2 separate regions of the Homo sapiens genome follow, and region 1 is linked to region 2. Evidence: chromatin loops called from intact Hi-C (ENCODE). Cell type or tissue: HepG2. All regions are shown on one strand. Links, peaks and the distances in the headings refer to the core of each region. The heading gives the core; the rest is flanking DNA. Region 1 overlaps LOC105373933 (a long non-coding RNA gene). Region 2 has its middle 160 kb from the start of SH3BP4.

Evidence for each region. Hi-C counts contacts between places; a loop is a spot of excess contacts. Peaks named below come from ENCODE experiments on the same cell type or tissue, not always from the same donor. Only the 100,000 strongest peaks of a DNase experiment are listed, where the experiment ranks them.
Region 1: a loop joins it to region 2, with 21 times the contacts of the local background. A loop is called at or near these places in 5 of 110 quality-filtered maps.

What each region holds. Positions count from the first base shown.
Region 1 is chr2:234,287,397-234,290,312 of GRCh38, reverse strand. The region is part of intron 2 of LOC105373933 (a long non-coding RNA gene); the gene reads left to right. Among named protein-coding and RNA genes, the nearest start is that of LINC01891, 170 kb to the left of the region's middle. In HepG2, for the core only: a CTCF peak has its summit at 1,204 (motif pointing left); a DNase peak (open chromatin) is centred at 1,142.
Region 2 is chr2:235,115,487-235,118,402 of GRCh38, reverse strand. No RefSeq gene overlaps it. Among named protein-coding and RNA genes, the nearest start is that of SH3BP4, 160 kb to the right of the region's middle. In HepG2, for the core only: a CTCF peak has its summit at 1,300 (motif pointing right); a DNase peak (open chromatin) is centred at 1,282.

The sequences.
Region 1 (2,916 bases), core at 216-2,715, 830 kb after region 2:
TCCAGAGCCCATTGGTACAGGCAGATTAGGGCAGGTTTGAGAGATTCTAGAATCAGGTAGATAGTACATTTTGGCATGTCTAGATAATTGAGCTTAGAAATCAAGCAATCCAGCCCCTCACTTTACAGTTAAGGAAATGGAGGTTCAGAGAGATTCTGAGCTCTTCCCCATCTTACATCTGGAAGAGGCCAGGCCAGGGCTCAGATCCAGGGCCTTTCATGAAGCAGCCAGGGCCACATGCCTGGATCACAGCTGGAAAGCTATGCCCTAGCAGGGCTGCTGTTTGCAGCTGTTCAGGCCTTGCCTTGCTTTTTATAGACTGAAGTATGAGCAACACTGCCTGGGGGTGAGCAGTGCACACACTGCACCACTGTCCGGGGAGGCTCTGAGTCAGAGTCAAAGCAAAGGCCTGAGAGCTCCCATCAGAGAGGTCCCATCTCTTGGGCTGGGCTGGGTATGTGGTGAAAATGGAGGCAGGAGGGTGACTCGGAACCTGGACAGCAGTGATGGGTCCCCATCCATGGACACTGGAATTTAGGGTGGAAGACTGGCATTTGGAAAGGCAGGTAAGAACAGACCACTGCCCTGGAGGAAATTTGGGTCTGGGTATAAAGGCATAGAGTGGCAAGATGAGGACCACTCCCCAGAGTCGAGGGTTCATTTGGTCATGAGGGGTCATGAGGGAGGCCCTTGTTACTGCGCCTAGAGTTCAAAGTGCTGCTCACTGAGCCCATGAGCACCTGGCCGGGACACAACATCCTTCCTCCTAGGCTGTGGGCCACACCAGAGCCCAGCCAGCTGGTCAAACTGAGTCAGGAGCAGAGTCCAGCAGGCTTTTACAGCAGACAGACCCTGGAACTCAAAGGGCAGGAGCAGGGCATGGACAGGGGCCACAGTCCCTACAAGCAGGCAGATGCCAAGACCTCTCTGGGAGGTGAAGGTTCAGGTAAAGTGAGCCACGCATCACCTGGGGGTTCAACACTGAATAAAGTATTGACAGAAGTTGGTAATCCCTCAGAGTCACAGGAGTTCAGCTTGCAAGCCATTTGTATGTCACTGTTGTATTTGATTTCGCAAGAACCCCGTGATGAGGTGTTGTCACACGCATGTTACCCACGTGAACTTCACAGGTTACAGGAATGGACAAAACGGGAATTTGAACCTAAGTCCTGGCCTTCCTGGGACGCCCATCCTGCACCACCGCGCCCTCTTCTGGTCACAGAGGGAACTTTTGATGTTAGGCTCAGCTGGTCGTGGGCCCTAACGTAGGGAACAGAGAGGTGTAGGCACTTGACTCAGGTGATGGTGGAGAAGGGCGCGGGGGTGGCTGTAATTAGGGCACAGGTGAAACAGGAGCTTCTAGTAGGTAGATCCTGACCGTGGAGAGAGCATCACGTGTCTGAGCCTGTAAGCAACATTTTGCCGCAACAGGGATGGGAGAACAATTCTCCCAGGCAGCTGCCTCTCACACCGCATCTCTATGTGTTCCCCACAGGCCGTTTCTCCTGCTGGGACACTTTTCCTCTTTCTTATAGGTGAACCTTTTAGTGTTCAGATGTCCTTCCCCGCCCGGCAGGCCAAGGAATAAGCCTAGGCCCACAACTCTATCTTCTGTGTTTCTACAGGCCTTATTTCACATGGTGTTAATTGTAAAGTGTTTTATGATTTTTCTTTCTTAAAAAGCAGCATGGGCTGGGCGCAGTGGCTCACGCCTGTAATCCCAGCACTTTGGGAGGCCAAGGCAGGTGGATCACCTGAGGTCAAGAGTTCAAGACCAGTCTGGCCAACATGGCGAAACCCGGTCTCTACTAAAAATACAAAAATTAGCCAGTCTTGGTGGCAGGCGCCTATAATCCCAGCTACTCAGGAGGCTGAGGCAGGAGAATCACTTGAAGCCAGGAGGCAGAGGTTGCAGTGAGCCAAGATGATGCCATTGCACTCCAGCCTGGGTGACAGAGTGAGACTCCATCTCAAAAAAAAAAAAAAAAAAAAAAAAAGACAACAAACAAAGTAGGATGTTCTCTTTGCAGGTAATGTGGAAAATGTTAAAAAAAATACAGAAGCAAAATAAAAATCACTCTCAATCCAGCTCTCAAGATATAAATGATATAAATCCCATTAGCGTTTGCATGCATCTCCTTTCAAATCATAAGTGCACCATTGGATATGTACTTCACTAATCATGCTATATTCGATGTTGTTGAATAGCATTACCTACGGAAGCGTTATGAAATGTTCTATAAGCCCTCTTTTGCATAGCCTCATCACATTTCATTCTGTGGCTGGCCCATAATTTATATAGTCATTCTTCTTTTATTGGCCATTTCTATTGTCTTTAATCTTACTATTATGAACCATGCTATAAGGAAAAGGTGGTTTGTGAATCTTGATTGCTGGGGTGGAGTCCTGGAAGCAAAATCAAGAGGTCAAAGGATCCAAACAGTTTTAAAGCTCACTATGGTCATGGCCCCACTGCCTCCCAGATGAGCAGCAGCGGTTTCCCCATGGACAGGTGTGAACGTACCCATTGTTCCTGTTCTGCCCTGAACAGCAGGGAAGGTGGGAACACCCTCTCACTTTTTTTTCTTTGAGACAGAATCTTGCTCTTGTTGCCCAGGCTGGAGTGCAGTGGCACGATCTCTGCTCACTGCAACCTCCATGTCCTGGATTCAAGTGATTCTCTTGCCTCAGCCTCCTGAGTAGCTGGGATTACAAGCATGCACCACCATACCTGGCTAATTTTTTAAAAAATTATTTTTAGTAGAGATGGGCTTTTGCCATGTTGGCCAGGCTGGTCTGGAACTCCTGACCTCAGAAGATCCAACCACCTCAGCCTCCCAAAGTGCTAGTATTACAGGCGTCAGCCCCTGCACCTGGGCCTTACTTTTGTTTTAATGTGCCCTTATTTAATTGTCA
Region 2 (2,916 bases), core at 189-2,688:
TTACATGCCTGATTGGAATATAGAATGTTGGCGTTGTGAGTATGTGCGTGTGTATTTGTATATACACATACTTCTACTGCTTTCATGCTTCTGTTAATTACTCCTTGTATTTCAGTTTTTGCTTTATGTATTTTTAAAGCTGTAGATGGCACTTTCTATAAATTTAAATGTCCAATTTTGTCTCAAGTATTTTTTCTAGCCATTGCTGTCATAAAATTTCTTTCTCTCGCTAGTAGTTTGGTAGCCTGGAAAAAATAGGAGTGGAGAAACTCCAGAGACCATAATAGCAGGGAGAGTTACCACCTTACCACTTTGTTTCTTATCGTCTTTGCCAAACCATCCAAACATTTATCTGTTTTGTTCACCGTTGCCTGTCATGCTTTCCATATAGAATAAACTTTTAATGTTATTTAATTGTAACTTCTCTTTTAATCAGCAGTCTATTGTGGTTTTGTATTCTAATAGAAGATGGAAGCCTTTGCCTTTTAATAAATAGCACTTATTACGTGTCAGATTTTATGCTTTTTTTTTCAGTCACCTTGATATTTCTTTTTTGTTATTCCATTTACTCTAGGAAACTGTGATTCACTTCCCCATGTAAAACTGATCCCCAGGCATTCAATCTATTCCTTAGTCGTTAGTGGTTGCCCACTAAGTTTCAAGCGAGGAGACAGCTTCCTGACTTTCAATCCATTAATACATTTTGATCACAGTCCCACCACTTAACTATCTTTGTCATCTCAGGTAAGGTCCTCAGTTTTGTCACCTCTAGAACAAATCAATTAAACAAAATGATTTGTTCTCTACAAGTATAAAGGTTTAAAAGATAGTATTCCACTAGGCTTTTTTGCTTATTTTCTTAATAAAAACACCCCAAATATTTCTAAAGCAGCAGGCTTCTTAGCTTTCTCTGAAATTACTTCAGGCAAAGGCACTATTCAATTATGCTTATCAGCTCAGACTGATGGGCTATATGTCTAAAATTGGCCCATAAAGGTAAAAGCATTATTAATTAATACATGAAAGCTTAGGAAATAAAGTACTTTGGAAAATCTATGAATTTTCATTTGAATAACATTACAAAAGAATTTAAGTTGCAAGACCATATACAACATCATAAGTTAGGGAGGAAAATAAAGAATAAAAAGAAATTTCAGATACAGAACCAATGGAGATGGAATTACTAGTTTGGGATGAACGGACTGGAAATAAACAAGCTACTGTTTCCTTCCTCGTCTTTTCACAATCCGCTGCAATGGATTCAGAAAAAGAAAGATTGTAATTGTTACAGCCTGTTTATTTCCACCAGGGGGAGGTATAGTATTGCAAATAAAGTTAAATTATTTAACAAACAGAGTAATAAAATAGCTATTGACTGAAAACAGGCTTTTTTTTTCTGGTTTTGCAGAAAGAAGGTAGGGAAGAGAGAGTTCTAAGACTGTGTGAATTAACCTTTCATGCTTAATTCCTGTACCATTTGATAAGGAGAAGAGAAACTCCTGTGTAGGAATTCAATAAAATTTGTCCTTCTCCAGAAAAAACTTCATACTATAATTTTGAAAAAAATAAAATATATATTGACATAAACTTCACCTTTGTATTAACTCTTCCTAAGATATATGTCATTTTCAATGAAAATCTATGAAACCTTTGTCAAAATTGACCTGGAATATGAGTGAAATGATAATAATTGTGGGTTTTACAAATTAATTTGAAATAATTTAGAATGTATCAAGCACTGGTCGATGAGGGAAGGATATAAACAACACACAACTAAGGGCTGCTGCCCAGGAGGCACCAACAATTAAAGGCTGAGATCGTGGTAAGCAGATCCAAGGAATGAAAGGAAAAAAAAGAAGGTGTTTGAAACAAACTCTTGGAGGCCCCAGAGTCTGCAGTGAACACAAAAACTGCAGGGGCTGGAAGCAGAGGAGCAGGGGCAAGTCGTGGGGGAGAGGATGGCTTGGCCTGCAGGATGGGAGCATCGGGAAGGACCACGGGGTGAGAGAGGCAGAGCTTCACTTTCAGGAAAAGTGGGAGCTAAGGCATGGCTGGAGAGGTGGCTTCGCATTATGGATGACCTTGAGTGCAGAGCCAAAGATGAGAGATGTGGCCAGATGAGGCACGATGACAGCAGCATCAGGTGGGGGTGTGCGGGTGGAAGGGGACTGAGCTGAATGTCCCTGAGTCTCAGACCAGAGAACCAGGCTCAGCCAATACTTTCTCATGCTCACATCTCTGGTCAAGTCACAGAAGGACTCACTTCCACCACCTCCTCTATGCTGCAAACGAAATGCCACCCACACGGTACCCTTCTTTGTTTGAGTTATGTAAATTAAAAATAGTGTGATATAGGAAAGATTAATAAAATCTCACTCCAAATGAGATGGATCTTCTCCAAACTAGGAAGAAGAATCACTGAGAATTGCATACTGTAATTTCAAAGCTTGCAAGCAGAGTCCATTCTAGCTTGTCTTTATGCTATTGTCATATGGCAGGAATAGTTCCACTGTGTACAGAAATTCCTACCCATCCTTTAAAAAATTATATGAATATTTTAAAATTTCAAAGCCGCTTGCAAGCTTTGAAATTACAGTATGCTATTCTTGGTGATTTTTTTTCTTAGTTTGGAGAGAATCCATGTCATTTGGAGTGAGATTTCATGAATCTTTCCTATATCAAATTTACATAGCTCAATATAAAACAATAGACTTTCAAAAACAGATGCGTCATTAATTATCATTCAGCTGATTTTCTCTGCCATGTGAAATCCAAATATATCTCAATGGTCCACGTGGCCCATTCTCACCATGGTGTCATCCAAAGCATGCGAAGTAACTGTAATGCCAATCACAGTCATGTCTCTAAGAAAGTTAAATGACATATATTTCACACACGACAGTAATCCTTTTAAAA